Regions from separate parts of the Homo sapiens genome. Here regions 2, 3 and 4 are each linked to region 1. The links are chromatin contacts, found by Hi-C or POLR2A ChIA-PET in ENCODE. All regions are on one chromosome and are shown on one strand. Each heading gives the region's core, a stretch centred on a gene start or an enhancer-like site at or near the end of the contact. The rest is flanking DNA. Distances are from core to core; before and after follow the strand shown.

Region 1 (3,731 bases), core at 687-3,186:
GGCCTCGTGCAAGGGCCAGCCCTCGGGGCATCCCTGCCAGCTGCCAAACCCATCAACTGGCCCAAGTCTAGGTATTGACTGGGAACTTCAGAGTAGCCTTAAGGTGGGGACCCCCGGGGCAGAGGGTTGGGCAGGAGTGTCTACACGTGTGCAGCAACCTTCCCTCCAGGCCGGATTCTGCAGGCGCTAGCGTCCACCAGCCTGTGCCACACCGGCGGGCTCCTCCTCCCTCAATCCCCGCCCAGACTGCCTCGGGCGGCAGAGCACGTGGCTCCAGCCCTGGGGAGCCATTTCGCTCCTGGAGCAGCGCGGCAGGAAAGGGGCCACAGGTCCCAAACTTGCGCACGCCGTAGAACGCCCACCTCCCCCACACCACGCCCAGGGGGTCGTTCAAAATGCAGATGTCCGGGCCCCAGCGATCAGAGTTCCAGGCATGTGCATTTTAAGAAGTGTGCGGGGTGGTTTGGCTGTGTGTGGTCCTTGAGTCCATCACCCTTTGGGTTTAGAGCAACCTAGGACCAAAGCTTGCAAAGTGGCTTCTGGGGAGGCCTGCGGACCTCGGGCCACCCACCCGGCTGGGGGACCCGACGCTTTCGGTTTACGGCAGGGGGGAGGGGCGTTGGATGGGAAAGTTTGCAGAGGAAACCCACGTGCGGCGGGAAGCTGCCCTGCGAGGCTAGGGGCGGCCTCAGGTGTCCCTTCCCCAAATGGCCTGCCCACCTGGCCTGCCTTGCCCATCGTGCCCGCGGGGGCCGAGCTTTGTGCAGGGAAAGCGTGGCCCAGGAGCGCCTACAAATCCCACAATGCTGCACCAGCAGGACACGGAGAACTACAGCTCCCGCGAGGCCGCGCGCAGAGGTCCGCCTACTCCAAGAGGGCTGCAGAGTCACGTCCAGGCCTCGCTAGTAAACAGCGCCCGGGCGCGGGCGGGCGAGCGAGCGGCAGCCAACGTGCCCCGGGCCGCGGCGCCCCTACCGGCCGCGCGGGCCCCTCGGGGTCCGCCCACCCCCAACACCCACACGCGAGCACGCCCCCGACCCCGCTGCAGCCCCGCTCTGCAAACACGCACAGTGCCCGGCTCCCCGCCCCCACCCCGCGCCGGGAGCCGCGGCATGGCTGCATTGTAGCCGCCCTAGCTACACCCCCACGCGCGCCCCGGGCCCCCAGACCCCCTTGGATGGGGACGACCTCAGATCCCGAGGAAGGAAGGAGAGGAAGGAAGCCGCCGCAGGAGGGGGAAAGAGGAAGCGCGGGGGGGAAGGCCACCAGCACCAAGCATGGCCGGGACTGCTGCAGAACCACGTGGGTCTGTTTGCAATTTACAAACGTCGCGACTCGCCCGCCTGCAGCGGACAAAAGTGGCCGGGGCCGCTTGGGGCCCCCATGCTCCAAGGAAGGAGGGTCCCGGGGCGGCGCGGACCCGGCGTGTGGGGCTGCAGCCGTCCCGGCAGCTAAGAAAGGCTAGCGGGGTCGGCGGCGCGGGCCATGCGTGCGCACACGCGCGCCCGCCCGGGCGGGCTGGCCGGGGGCTGCAGTGGTAGGAAGGGGGTGGGGGGAGGAGGAGTACACACCTACAGAGCCCTCCTATCACTTCTTTCTCTGTTTTCCTGAAATGTTGCAAAGAGGGCACCTTCTGAGTGGGCACCATGAAATACTCCATAGCGATCGGCCCCCCTCCTCTGCACGAGCCAGGTCCCGCGATCAGCCGGAGAATGCAAGATGGAAATCCGAATCAAAGGGCAGCGCCGGACGGAGGTGCAGAATCGGCCGGTCCCAGATGCTGGCGGCGGCGGCGGCGGCGAGGGGAGGGAGGCGGGCGGGAGGGGCGGGAGGGAGGTCTCTCCGGCCTGCCTCCCCGGGCGTGTGTATGTGTGTGTGTGTGTGTGTGTGTGTGTGTGTGTGTGTGTGTGTGTGTGTTTGCAGCTGATCAGATGTCTGTTTCAAGGCGGGAAACAGCTGGTGAAAACTCAGCACTCCCCCGGCCTCCTTCCGCGGAGTAAGGAATTGCATGTAAACAAAGGACTATTTGCAGCGCCCCCCGGGCGGCGCGAGGCCGGGGCGAGAGGGGCGCGGGCCCCCGGGGACCGGCTGCAACCGGGGTCTGCAGGCCTCTCGCGGGGCGCAGGGGGCCGGGGGCCGCGGGCGGGCTTGCGGGGCGCGGCGTGAATGGAGCGAGCTGCGGCCGAGCTACATGCGCCACTATGGGTGATGAGGTCCATCAGCTGACAGGTTGGCAAGCGTTGCAAAAAAAAAAAAAAAAAGGCCAGCCACCGCGCAGGGAGCCCAGCCCGTGCAGCCCGGAGTCCAGCAGCGACTGGCCCAGAGCAGGGTCCGCGCGCTCGGCCGGCCCGCAGGGAGGAGGGGGCGCGGCTGGGTCGGGCGTGCAGCGGCAGCAAGGAAGGCGGCCTGGGGTTCGCGCTTGGGGCTTCTGCTTTTTCACCATTGCAGCTGCACGGAGCGGAGCCTCTCCGGTGTGCTCCCTTCGAGCCGAGCCCAGGGCCCCCTGGAAACTTGCGTCACAGCCACCGCTTCCCACATGTAACTCGGGGCTGACTTCGGAGGCCGGCCAGCTTCCTCCCTCCCGCCTTGCTTAGCTGGCCGCACGGCCGGGACTCCGGATCCTGGGAATCTTGGACCCGGCGACGGGACGGCAAAGGGCGCCTCGGATGCTGGGGCCGCCCTAGGAAGCCGGGGGCCCCGGCAGGGAGGGGAGGGTGGAGGCGGGCCTGAACGGCAGCGGCCCCCGGGCGCAGGCTGCCAGCGCTGCGGGGAGGTCTGCTGGTTGCTGCCGGGTCCCCTGCTATTCCCCCAGACCCGCACTGTTCCCTCCGCGGGCTGAAGGCTGCAGCTTCCCATTCATAACAAAGCCCGTGTGGGACTTGCCCCTCCGCCAGGATGCGCTCCCCAAGAGGGGGTGACGACTTGGGGCAGGGACGGGGACCCTGGCGGCGAGCTTCCGTCCTCCGCTCGCACGCCGCACCTTCCGGCCCCAGGCCCTCCCCTGGCTCCTGGAGGGTTGGCTCCTGGCTCAGGAAGCCCACGCCTGCCTTGGAATGTCCTGGATCCTGCCCACCGCCTTCCAGGTTCCGCCTAAATCGCGCCTCCTAATTTGACTTATTCCTACTAGTAACAATAGTTACTGTTATTATTGGGAAATATTGTTATTAGATGTTGCCAGCACCCGGTGGATGCCGAGCAGTTTTGCTTACACGCTCTCCAATCCTTGAAGCAACCTGTTAGGCAGTTTCTCTAAGGAGAGATCCCAGACCACTTGACCAAAAAAAAGTCTCTGGAAGGCTTACTATGTTTCTACTTAAAAAAAAAAAAAAAAAAAAAAAACTTTCGGCTGGGCGCGTTGGCTCACGCCTGTAATCTCAGCACTTTGGGAGGCTGAGGCGGGTGGATCACCTGAGGTCGGGAGTTCGAGACCAGCCTGACCAACATGGAGAAACCCCGTCTCTACTAAAAATGCAAAATTAGCCGGGGGCCTGGTGGCACATGCCTGTAATCTCAGCTACTCGGGAGGCTGAAGCAGGAGAATCGCTTGAACCCGGGAGGTGGAGGTTGCAGTGAGCCAAGATCATGTCATTGCACTCCAGCCTGGGCAACAAGAGTGAAACTCCGTCTCAAAAAAAAAAAAAAAAAAAAACCTTTTTACTGTTTTTCAACAAATAGAGATAGGAGTCTCACTGTGTTGCCCAGCCTGGTCTTGAACTCCTGGGACTCAAGGA
Region 2 (3,731 bases), core at 875-3,374, 1.3 Mb before region 1:
CCGGAGGAGGGGCAGAGACCCTGTCCCTGACGGCAGCGGGCGTGCGAATCCCAGGCTTGTCAGAGGGGGGCGCTGGAGGCTGGGGTCGCTGGGCCCGCCTCGGGCTGGCAGACGTCCAGACTCACCCAGGGTGAGGGCGCCAGGCTTAGGGTAGAACAGAGCTTGAGACTCCGCTTCACCACTTAAGCAGCGCGGTGACATGGGGAACTCACCTAACCTTCCCGAGCCTTCGTTTCCTACTCTGCAAAATGGAGATAACAAGTCTGCATTTTATTATGTAACTACGTCCTAAGGTACAAATTAAAGGGCATACTATTGGTATTATTTTAGAGAAATATTTTCACTGTGTCACCCAGGCTGGAGTGCAGTGGTGCGATCACGGCTCACTGCAGTCTCGACCTTCTGGGCTCAAGCGATCCTCCCGCCTCAGCCTCCTGAGTAGCTGGGACTACAGGCAGCACACGCCACCGTGCCCAGCTAATTTATGTTTTGTTTTGTATAGACAGGGTCTTGTTATATTGCCCAGGCGTCTCGAACTCCCGGACTCAAGCGATCCGCCCGCCTTGGCCTCGCACTGCGCTGGGATTACCGGCTTAAGCCACCGCGCCCGGCCAGATAATATTATTTTTATGTTGCTGGTTTTTTGTTGTTGTTGTTGTTTGTTTTTGAGATGGAGTCTCGCTCTCTCGCCAAGGCTGGAGTGTGGTGGCGCGATCTTGGCTCACTGCAAGCTCTGCCTTCCGGGTTCACGCCATTCACCTGCCTCAGCCTCCAGAGTAGCTGGGACTACTACAGGTGCCCGCCACCACCCCCGACTAATTTTTTTGTATTTTTAGTAGAGACGGGGTTTCACCGTGTTAGCCAGGATGGCCTCGATTTCCTGACCTCGTGATCTGCCCGCCTCGGCCTCCCAATGTGCTGGGATTACAGGCGTGAGCCACCGCGCCCGGCCTGTTTTGTTTTTTGAGATGGAGGCCCTCTCTGTCGCCCAGTCTGGAGTGCAATGGCGCTATCTCGACTGACTGCAACCTCCGTCTCCCAGGTTCCAGAAATTCTCCTGCCTCAGTCTCCCGAGTAGCTGAGATTACAGGCGCCCACTACCACGCCCGGCTAACTTCTTTCTTTTTTTTATTTTTAGTAAAGACGGGGGTTCACCAAGTTGGCCAGGCTGGTCTCGAGCTCCTGACCTCAGGTTTAATTGTTATACCCCCCGGGCCCTTAACAAAGCTGTAGTGGCCAGGCTAACCTGGGCAACATAGTAAGACCCTGGTCTCTACAAAAAATACAAAAATTAGCCGGACGTGGTGGGGCAGGGCCTGTGGTCCCAGCTACTTGGGAGGCTGAGGTGGGAGGCTCACCTGAGCCCAGAGAGCCGTGATCGTACCACTGCACTCCAGGCTGAGCAAGAGTGAGACGCAATCTCAAGGGGAGGTGGGGGGAAGGAAGCTGCAGTGATCTCTGCATGGATTGGTCGTGTGTCTGATTTCTTTTTATTGTTTGTTTGTTTGTTTATTTATTTATTTATTTATTTATTTATTTATTTGAGACGGACTCTCACTCTGTCGCCCAGGCTGGAGTGTAGTGGCGCGATCTCGGCTCACTGCAACTTCTGCCTCCCGGGTTCAAGAGATTCTCCTGCCTCAGCCTCCTGAGTAGCTCGGATTGCAGGCGCGCGCCACCACGCCCGGCTAATTTTTGTATTTCGAGTAGAGACGGCGTTTCACCACGTTGGTCAGGCTGCTCTCGAACTCCTGACCTCGTAATCCGCCTGCCTCAGACTCCCAAACTGATGGGATTAAAGGCGTGAGCCACCGCGTCCGGCCGTTCGTGTCTGATTTCTATATGTGCTGCCGAAGCGAGCACTCGTGTCTAATTTTTGATTTCCCCACACCACGCACGCTGGACTAGATCACCGGCTGGGCAAGGAAGGGGGTCTGCGTCCCTGCGGGGTCCTGGCAGCTCCCGCGCCAGGACTTTGTTGAATGAATGACTGAACTGAGCGGGCGCCGCGGGGCGGGGCGTCCCGAAGCGGACCTCAAGGCGGGCGGAGGCGAGAGCTCCGCCCCGGAAGGCGGGGGCGGGGGCGGGGCGGCGGCCGTGGGTCCCTGCCGGCCGGCGGCGGGCGCAGACAGCGGCGGGCGCAGGACGTGCACTATGGCTCGGGGCTCGCTGCGCCGGTTGCTGCGGCTCCTCGTGCTGGGGCTCTGGCTGGCGTTGCTGCGCTCCGTGGCCGGGGAGCAAGCGCCAGGTACGCGGGACTCCGGGGTCGGGGAACCCCGGGCCGGGGCTCGGGAGCCGGACTGGGTGTCTGGAGAACAGCGCCGAACTGGGGGAACAGGCGGATGTGGGGATCTGGGGTCAGGTGGCCTTCAAACAGCTCGCTCCCGGCTGTGGGAAGTTCCATCACTCTCCAAGCTTCATTCACAATCCGGGCCTCAGTTTCTCCCACCGTCCAATTGGGGTTGGGGGGGGTCTTCAGTTCCACAAGTCCGAAGTACTTCGAATGGAGAGAGAAAGTGAGTGAGGGCGGGATGTTTAGTCTAGGAAGGGGCACGCCCCCAGCCTGGTCCGTACAGGGTCTAACTAGCCCCAGTGATCGACGAGTTGGGGAGGCCGTCGAGAGGCACTAGGGTCTGTGCCCTCTATACCATGTGGGGTGCCCCCTTCCATCCGGTGACTTCAGTGCCCAGCTATGCGGGGGGAGGGACTGGGGTCGGGCCCGGTGCCCAGGAGTGAGTCACCCGCCGGCGGCAGGGGGGTTGTGGGGACCTGACCCCCCCCACCCCCAGCGTCCCGCGCTACGCCCTCCCTCCCGGAGCTGCCGTGTCCCGGTCGGGCCGTGCGGTCACCTGTGAGGAATGCGCGGGGAGGGCGCCGGTGACTCACGTTATTCGAGCCGGCCGACCCTGACCTCAGACCCCAGAATAGCCGAGTCCCGCCCCCAGCCTCTGACCCGAGGCCCCCTCCCCAGGCACCGCCCCCTGCTCCCGCGGCAGCTCCTGGAGCGCGGACCTGGACAAGTGCATGGACTGCGCGTCTTGCAGGGCGCGACCGCACAGCGACTTCTGCCTGGGCTGTGAGTGGGGGGCAGGGCCAGTGGCCAGCGGACCCCAGACTGGGAGGGAGGGTGGCTGGTGCGCAGAGCGGGGCCGAGAGCTTTGCATCTGGGAAATCATTCGGGAGGAGGTGGGAGCTGGGAGGGGGCTCCGGTCAGGGAGGAGGCCACGTTTGGGAGAAGGCAGAAGGCTCAGTCTTAGGGGGCGGGGCTGGCCTGGAGAGGGGCGAGGTCTGACTCCGAGTCCCGCCCCCAGGCGCTGCAGCACCTCCTGCCCCCTTCCGGCTGCTTTGGCCCATCCTTGGGGGCGCTCTGAGCCTGACCTTCGTGCTGGGGCTGCTTTCTGGCTTTTTGGTCTGGAGACGATGCCGCAGGAGAGAGAAGTTCACCAGTAAGTGTGCCCTGGCCTGCCCAGCCCTGTCAGCACTCGACCTTTTCTCTGCTGCTGACGACCCCACCTCTTATCTTGCAGCCCCCATAGAGGAGACCGGCGGAGAGGGCTGCCCAGCTGTGGCGCTGATCCAGTGACAATGTGCCCCCTGCCAGCCGGGGCTCGCCCACTCATCATTCATTCATCCATTCTAGAGCCAGTCTCTGCCTCCCAGACGCGGCGGGAGCCAAGCTCCTCCAACCACAAGGGGGGTGGGGGGCGGTGAATCACCTCTGAGGCCTGGGC
Region 3 (3,731 bases), core at 1,232-3,731, 1.2 Mb before region 1:
GGAAGGGCTGGGCAGAGGAGGCTGGGGCCACCTCTGGAGGGTGTCCTGCTGTTCCTGTTGGCCCCAGCTGCACTCGCAGGGCCTTCCTGTGGCCCCTTTCCCCAAGCAGGGGCGGCCGCAGCTCTCACCCACTTTCTCCTGCAGACGGCGAGGGGACCGACCTGTTTGCCGTGGCTGTCCATGAGTTTGGCCACGCCCTGGGCCTGGGCCACTCCTCAGCCCCCAACTCCATTATGAGGCCCTTCTACCAGGGTCCGGTGGGCGACCCTGACAAGTACCGCCTGTCTCAGGATGACCGCGATGGCCTGCAGCAACTCTATGGTAGGGGGAGAGGGACCTGCCGCGAAACCATCATTGCCCCATCCAGTGTCCTCTGCAGCAGGGCCAGGGGACGCACACCTGCCTGACTCTTTCCTCACAGGGAAGGCGCCCCAAACCCCATATGACAAGCCCACAAGGAAACCCCTGGCTCCTCCGCCCCAGCCCCCGGCCTCGCCCACACACAGGTGAGTCCCCCACCAACTCGGAGACCTTGGGTGACCAGCTGCCCAGCCTCAGTGTCCTCTGAGATGGGGATGGTGGGGGTCCCTGCCTTGGAGAAAACAAACCCCCCTCTCTACTCACCTCTCCTTTCCTCCCCAGCCCATCCTTCCCCATCCCTGATCGATGTGAGGGCAATTTTGACGCCATCGCCAACATCCGAGGGGAAACTTTCTTCTTCAAAGGTGAGTCATTTCACTTGGCCTCATATATGTTGGTTTCCTGCCCACTTCCAGTGACCCACTGGGGCTGTGGGCTTACCCTGGAAGCGGAACTTTTTTCTTCTTTGAGACAGGGTCTTGCTTTGTTGCCTGGGCCGCAGTGCAGTGGTGTGATCATGGCTCACTGCAGCCTCAAAATACTGGGCTCAAGCGATCCTCCCACCTCAGCCTCCCTGGTAGCTGGGACCACAGGCACATGCCACCACGCCTTGCTAGTAATTTATTTTATTATTTTGTAGAGATGGAGTCTCACTATATTGCCCAGGCTGGGCTCAATCTCCTGGCTCAGGTGATTCTCCGGTGTCAGCCTCCCAATGTGCTGGCATTACAGGTCTGAGCCACCAGGCAAGGCCCTGGCACTTTTAGCGCTAAAAAGGGAAAAGTCTCAGGCGGGCCAGGATGGGCTGGTCACCCTAGATCCATTGCGCCCTTGATTTCCAGATGGGACCCCTCCCCACCCAGCCACACACCCTGGGGGAGGAGACCTCCTGCTGTCTCATGCCTTCCTGCGAACCCCTTTGTCCCCTGCAGGCCCCTGGTTCTGGCGCCTCCAGCCCTCCGGACAGCTGGTGTCCCCGCGACCCGCACGGCTGCACCGCTTCTGGGAGGGGCTGCCCGCCCAGGTGAGGGTGGTGCAGGCCGCCTATGCTCGGCACCGAGACGGCCGAATCCTCCTCTTTAGCGGTGAGTGGGGCCGGCGGCGGGGCGCGCTGGGGCCGGCGCGGGGAGCCCACCCCTGACCTCCCGGCCTCCACCCTGCAGGGCCCCAGTTCTGGGTGTTCCAGGACCGGCAGCTGGAGGGCGGGGCGCGGCCGCTCACGGAGCTGGGGCTGCCCCCGGGAGAGGAGGTGGACGCCGTGTTCTCGTGGCCACAGAACGGGAAGACCTACCTGGTCCGCGGCCGGCAGTACTGGCGCTACGACGAGGCGGCGGCGCGCCCGGACCCCGGCTACCCTCGCGACCTGAGCCTCTGGGAAGGCGCGCCCCCCTCCCCTGACGATGTCACCGTCAGCAACGCAGGTGGGGAGCGCGGTGACCTGCGGGTTACTGGGCCTGGGGGTGGGGAGAGGGATGTGGGGAATGGGGACATGGAGGCCACCCTGCGGGGATGGGGGTCCTTGGGCATCAGGGAGCGGCGGGGCGGGGAGGGACCGGGACTCAAGCTCTGCTCCTCCAGGTGACACCTACTTCTTCAAGGGCGCCCACTACTGGCGCTTCCCCAAGAACAGCATCAAGACCGAGCCGGACGCCCCCCAGCCCATGGGGCCCAACTGGCTGGACTGCCCCGCCCCGAGCTCTGGTCCCCGCGCCCCCAGGCCCCCCAAAGCGACCCCCGTGTCCGAAACCTGCGATTGTCAGTGCGAGCTCAACCAGGCCGCAGGACGTTGGCCTGCTCCCATCCCGCTGCTCCTCTTGCCCCTGCTGGTGGGGGGTGTAGCCTCCCGCTGATGGGGGGAGCCATCCAGACCGAACAGCGCCCTCCACGGCCGAGTCCCCCGCCGCTGGACCTGGTCGGGGGTTGTGAGGCGCTGCGGAGGCCCCTTGTCTGTTCCCACGGACGGGGGCTCGGGCGCGGACTAAGCAGGGGGGATCTCCCGCGCAGGGGCGGCGGCGGCGGGGACCGGTCGCCTGGCGCTGGGCTCAGTCTCCTCAGGGTCTGAGACCCCGGCGCTGCCACCGGAACCCGCCTTCAGGGGCGCACGCGCGCTGGGACCATGCGTCGGTCGTCGCCCCCGTCGTTCCCTCCCGGCTGCCGCCAGGGGGCGGTCGGACCCCGCCTCCCGAGCCCGGGGAGGGGCGGGGAGGACAAGGGGCGGGCCCGCGGCCTCACCCGGAGGGACGGCAGCCCCGGTCGCGCGCTGGCCCCGCAGGACCTTCCTTTTCCAGGAAGAGCCAGCTTTTCTCGGAGCGCAGTCCTGGGACTCTCCGCAGCCCCGCCCCGCCTGGCCACTGCGTCTGGCATTCCTGGGTCGTTAGAGGACAGGCCTGACTGCGAAGCTGTGCCTTGCCCCTCTCCCACCCGCAGTTTCTCACCCCGTTCTGCTCCCACAAGGCCCCCCTACAGTCACTGCCACACTGGTGGGGACCTGGGACCCAGACCCGGAACCAGCCCAGATATCACCCCTGAGGACCCATGCGCCACGTCCTGGGTGGTGGAATCAGTGGCTGGAGGGACGACCCTTGCTCTCCAGGCTGTTAACCTTTTCCGTTGCTCCCCCGCCACCCACCTCCTCCTCCCCAGGCCACCCAACTTGGGCACCTCCCTGGGCCCAGAACTGCCTTCCATTCAATGGGGAACCCTTCTATCCCCAAGAACCCCTTCCCTGCTTGCACCCTGGAGAGAACAGCTTGACTCCCATCAACTCAACGCTGGTGGAAAGACAGGGACCGAACCCTGGCTCAGGCCTGGTCATTGCCTCCTCAGCACTCCCTCCTGGGAGGCCTTAGCTCTAGAGTGAGGGGTGGGTGGAACCTGGGGGCACCTCGTTCACCCTGTCCCCACTCCCCACAGTTTTAGGATCTAAATGATTGCCTCTGGAACTATTCTTCTAGACTATCCCACATCAGAATCACTGGGAAATTTAAGTTTGCAGATCCCACACTCACCCTGAATCCTCACTCAGGGTGGGGTCAGGAATCTGCATTTTAACTAGTCGCGGGGATTGTGGGGGGCAGTAGCTGGCTGTTTCGTGGCATTTCTGTGGCTCTGCAGTGTTCCTCCACCCCAGGACCAATATGTTCAGGCCACACCGATGGCCTGAACCCCATGGGTAGAGTCACTTAGGGGCCACTTCCTAAGTTGCTGTCCAGCCTCAGTGACCCCCTAGTGCTTCCTGGAGCTGAGGCTGTGGGCGGCTGTCCCAGCAACCATGCGAGGGGTTGCCCCAGTTGCTCATACAAACAGATCAGCATGAGGACAGAAGGCAGGAGACTTTGGTCAGTTACCTGGGAATTCTGGGCTGCCAGGAA
Region 4 (3,731 bases), core at 611-3,110, 1.0 Mb before region 1:
CTTGAACAGAGACCCAAAGGAAGAGGAGTAAGCCAGGTATTCATTTTGAGGATGAGCAGTCTTTGCCTATTTACAGAGTGCAAAAGGGGTAACTTTGTGCTTAGTGTTTGAGGAAGAGTGGTGGCTGGAGCAGAGGCACGGAGGAGGAGTGGATGGAGGGGTTAGAGAGGGAGCTGGAGTCCCCTATCAAGTAGCAGGGCTCCCAGGACACAGCAAGGACTTGGCTCTTACTCTGAGATGAGGGGACACTGGAAAGTTTGAGCAGAGCAGTGACATAATTGGAGTTACGCTTTAAAAGAAACATTCTGGGCCGGGCGCGGTGGCTCACACATATAATCCAGCACTTTGGGAAGCCAAGGAAGGTGGATCACCTGAGGTCAGAAGTTCGAGATAAGCCTGGCCAACATGGTGAAAGCCCGTCTCTACTGAAAATACAAAAATTTGCTGAGTGTGGTGGTGATGTGCGCGTAGTCCCAGCTACTCTGGAGGCTGAGGTGAATCACCTGAACCTGGGAGGCGGAGGTTGCAGTGACCTGTGATCGCACCACTGTACTCTGGCCTGGGTGAAAGAGTGAGACTGTTTCAAAAAAAGAAAGAAAAGAAAAGAGAACACTCTGGCTTCCATAAGAGACAAGAGATGAGAAAGGTGGAAACAGAGAGGAGAAAGCAATCTATTGTCACAATGCAGGAAAGCGACTGCAGGGCCCTGAACCACTGTGGAGGCAGAAGGGTCAGATTCTGGGTGATTCTGAAAGCAGGGCTGACATGATAAGGGTAGACTGGATACTGGCGGGTGTGAAGATGCATCTAAGATACCTGTTTCTGGCCAGATTTTACAAAGGGCCCTTGTTGCTACCTTAAGGAGTTAGTGTTGAATCCTGCAGCAGCTAAGAGCTTCTGCAGGATCTCCCTCTCAACTTGGACCAACCCACCTGCCGATCCCAGCCCAGATCAATGAGATCTGCTGCCCAGTCCCCTACGCAGATAACACTAATTGTAACTGATCTTTCTGAGGGCACCTCCTGAGCAGCTTGGAAACGGAGGGAGAGGAGAGGAAGCCAGCTTCCCAAAGTGGGGTGTGGCAGGTGGCCTTAACCCTGCTGAAGGGCTGCAGTCATGGGGCTCTGAATAGATCCCCACACCACTCACCAATGAGCTTCATTTGGAAGGCGGTAACGTTAAACAAGAGGGTTTGTAAAAAATAAAGGCCTACACACATAATTTTTTCTGATTATTAAATCTAGGTGGAGAGTACGTGAGTATTCATGTTACTCTCTCAACTTTCTTGTGCTTAAAAATCTTAAAATAAAAACTTTAATACGCTCTGTCCTACCAATATTTATAGGAACCTGACTAGCAGCCAGGCTTTGGACACGCAATCCCCGGCCACCAAAGGGCTGACAGGCTAGTGAAAGGGGCAGAAAAATAACAAAACTGTGTCTGGAAGGCAGCTACTCCCTTTTTTTGTTTGTTTGTTTTTTGAGACGCAGTCTCACTCTGTCGCCCATGCTGGAGTGCAGTGGCGCGATCTTAGCTCACTACATGTGCCTCCGGGGTTCAAGCGATTCTCCTGCCTCAGCCTCCTGAGTAGCTGGGACTACAGGCGCGCGCCACCACGCCCGGCTAATTTTTGTATTTTTTAGTAGAGACAGGGTTTCACCATATTGGTCAGGCTGGTCTCGAACTCCTGACCTCGCGATCCGACCGCCTCGGCCTCCCAAAGTGGTGGGATTACAGGCGTGAGCCACCGCGCCCGGCCCTTTGTTTTCTTACCAACTAAGCAGCAGCACTGACACTGTTTCCTTTGAGGTTCCGTTTGCTGAATCCTGCCCTCTAAGGTGCTCCGCCCTTCCACTCCCCGCCCCGTGCTGCTGTCATTCCCACGCCTCACCCTGTTTTGCAACTTCTTGTTTATGAGCCTGGAAGCCACGAAGTGGTGGGAAATACGAGATTCAAATATCTGGTGGCCGTGTGACGTGAGTAAATTACTCGATTTTTCTCAGTTTCCATTTCCTATCAAATGGGTTGTTCTGGGAATTCGGGGAAGTAACAGTGCCGGGAACCGCGGGAGGAACCGCCAGCTGCGTCCTCGGACGTCCCCAAAGCCCAGGGCGGCGACTGGCACGACTGTCAGGGGCGCGTCTGTTAAGAGGACAGGGGGTCCCGCCCCGGCACAGCCGTCTCCTCCAGGACCCCTCCCGCCGACGCCCCACGGACCCCACGCCCGAGCGGAGACCGGCGCGAGTCCGGGGTCTCCGGTCCGGCAGCCCCTCCCTGGCCCGGCGCCCCAAAGGGAAGCGGCCTGGGGGAGGAGACGTGTGGAAAGAGCGGCAGAAGATAAAGAGGAAGTAGCGGTAGAGAATAAAAAGGAACTGTCCGCAGTGTGCCCGGACGCGGGGAGGCGCTGGGGTCAAGCGAGACCCGACCTGCACGCAATTCCCGCCGGGGTCCCGGCCTGCCTGCGGGAGGGAAAGGACCCAGGGCGGCTTCTGCCAAAAGTGCGGCTTCTGCCGAAAGTGCGTCTTCTGCCGAGGGGCCCACATAAGGCGCGACAGACACTCCAGCCCGACCCCGACGCCCCGCCCTCACGCATGCACATGCGCGGAACACTCCCAGAAACACATCTCCCAGAGCGCCCCGGGAGCACGCGAGCCAATTGGAGGGCGGATTAGCGGGGGCCCACGTCTCCCAGAGGTCTCCGAGTCGCGGCTCTGTTGGTCTGATTGGCAGCCGCAACAGCCTATAGCTGCTTTTCGCCGGAGGGGCCACGCGCCGTTTGCCGGGACTGAGCCGCTGTTGTCGCTGGTATCCCGGGAGCAGCGCCGGCAAGTGGAGTCGTCGTATTCCGGGCGGCCCGCGGCCCACGGGGATGGGACGTCCCGGGGCTGTGCTGACCCCAAAACCCTTCCACACTTTATTAGCCTGTCGCCCTTCTTTCATGTTTACAGCAAATATTTTCCGAGTGCCTAATGTGTCCCACTTACTGTGCCACGTGCGAGGGTGCACGTGTCAGGCAAGATCGCTGTTCCAAGGAGGCTGAGAACAAGTAAATGGTAATTACCAGTTATGACCAAAGCTGTGAAAGGAACAGATACATCAGCCTAACAGCAGCACTGCCGTTTTCTCCCTTATAATCAGCAGAGGCGGGCTAGAGCAAGGATTCTCAAACTCTGCCCCCTCAGAACCCTAGAGTACGGTTGCTGAAACTTCTGTTTTTTCCTTTTGAACAAATCTAGTAACATGCTGTGAGCCAGAGAGGTAATGGTTTGGCTCAAAGAAGGCACATGCATCTGGTTTCTTTCTTCTTTTTTGAGACGGAGTCTCGCTCTGTCGTCCAGGCTGGAGTGCAGTGGCGCCATCTCCGCTCACTGCAAGCTCCGCCTCGCGAGTTCACGCCAGTCTCCTGCCTCAGCCTTCCGAGTAGCTGGGATTACAGGCGCCCGCCACCACGCCCGGCTAATTTTCACGCCCGGCTAATTTTTTGTATTTTTAGTAGAGACGGGGTTTCACCATGTTAGCCAGGATGGTCTCGCTCTCCTGACCTCGTGATCCGCCCGCTTCGGCCTCCCAAAGTGCTGGGATTACAGGCGTGAGCCACCGCGCCCGGCCCAGGTTTCTTATTTCAGGAGCTTCATAGGCATAGACCTCCCTCCTTCCCTCCTACCCCCTCCCCCCTCTCCCAACTAATGCCAGACCGGCCACTACTTTTTAACTGTTTTACATATTTAACC

What was found. A loop is a pair of places that touch in the nucleus more often than their neighbours do. ChIA-PET counts read pairs that join two places held with the same protein, here RNA polymerase II (POLR2A). Pooled maps may share reads with other maps.
Region 2: a loop to region 1 is called in a map of CD14-positive monocyte, with 11 times the contacts of the local background. The contact joins the promoter of TNFRSF12A here to the promoter of TFAP4 in region 1. A Hi-C loop is called at or near these places in 1 of 168 maps with a recorded cell type or tissue (CD14-positive monocyte) and 10 of 50 pooled maps. POLR2A ChIA-PET finds 5 or more read pairs at or near these places in 1 of 52 experiments (BJ).
Region 3: a pooled map shows a loop between it and region 1 (5-fold over the local background). The contact joins the promoter of MMP25-AS1 here to the promoter of TFAP4 in region 1. A Hi-C loop is called at or near these places in 1 of 50 pooled maps. POLR2A ChIA-PET finds 5 or more read pairs at or near these places in 2 of 52 experiments (GM12878 and naive thymus-derived CD8-positive, alpha-beta T cell).
Region 4: a pooled map shows a loop between it and region 1 (9-fold over the local background). The contact joins the promoter of LINC00921 here to the promoter of TFAP4 in region 1. A Hi-C loop is called at or near these places in 1 of 37 single-sample maps with no recorded cell type and 5 of 50 pooled maps. POLR2A ChIA-PET finds 5 or more read pairs at or near these places in 1 of 52 experiments (naive thymus-derived CD8-positive, alpha-beta T cell).

The regions. Positions count from the first base shown.
Region 1 is chr16:4,271,087-4,274,817 of GRCh38, forward strand. TFAP4 (transcription factor AP-4) reads right to left here and starts at 1,937. Exons shown (of 7, transcript NM_003223.3): 1 at 1,572-1,937. The coding sequence starts at 1,660. RefSeq lists enhancers at 154-1,130, 672-861, 1,762-1,811, 2,108-3,083 and silencers at 942-1,101, 1,462-1,511, 2,232-2,881.
Region 2 is chr16:3,018,244-3,021,974 of GRCh38, forward strand. It overlaps TNFRSF12A (TNF receptor superfamily member 12A), which reads left to right and starts at 2,125. Exons shown (of 4, transcript NM_016639.3): 1 at 2,125-2,248; 2 at 2,972-3,076; 3 at 3,312-3,446; 4 at 3,528-3,731. The coding sequence starts at 2,155. The coding sequence ends at 3,583. RefSeq lists enhancers at 539-1,134, 1,903-2,547, 2,454-3,653, 3,193-3,731 and silencers at 1,974-2,193, 3,044-3,213.
Region 3 is chr16:3,056,889-3,060,619 of GRCh38, forward strand. It overlaps MMP25-AS1 (MMP25 antisense RNA 1), which reads right to left and starts at 2,482. Exons shown (of 5, transcript NR_123723.1): 1 at 2,108-2,482; 2 at 1,652-1,814. MMP25 (matrix metallopeptidase 25) reads left to right here. Exons shown (of 10, transcript NM_022468.5): 5 at 145-321; 6 at 422-506; 7 at 643-725; 8 at 1,293-1,445; 9 at 1,524-1,781; 10 at 1,939-3,731. The coding sequence ends at 2,210. LOC124900372 (sialidase-like) reads right to left here and starts at 2,482. Exons shown (of 3, transcript XM_047435000.1): 1 at 2,108-2,482. RefSeq lists silencers at 1,352-1,401, 1,432-1,561, 1,702-1,751, 2,212-2,681 and an enhancer at 2,720-3,625.
Region 4 is chr16:3,261,908-3,265,638 of GRCh38, forward strand. It overlaps LINC00921 (long intergenic non-protein coding RNA 921), which reads left to right and starts at 1,861. Exons shown (of 2, transcript NR_033904.1): 1 at 1,861-3,731. RefSeq lists enhancers at 1,922-2,081, 2,522-2,621, 2,772-2,841 and a silencer at 2,102-2,281.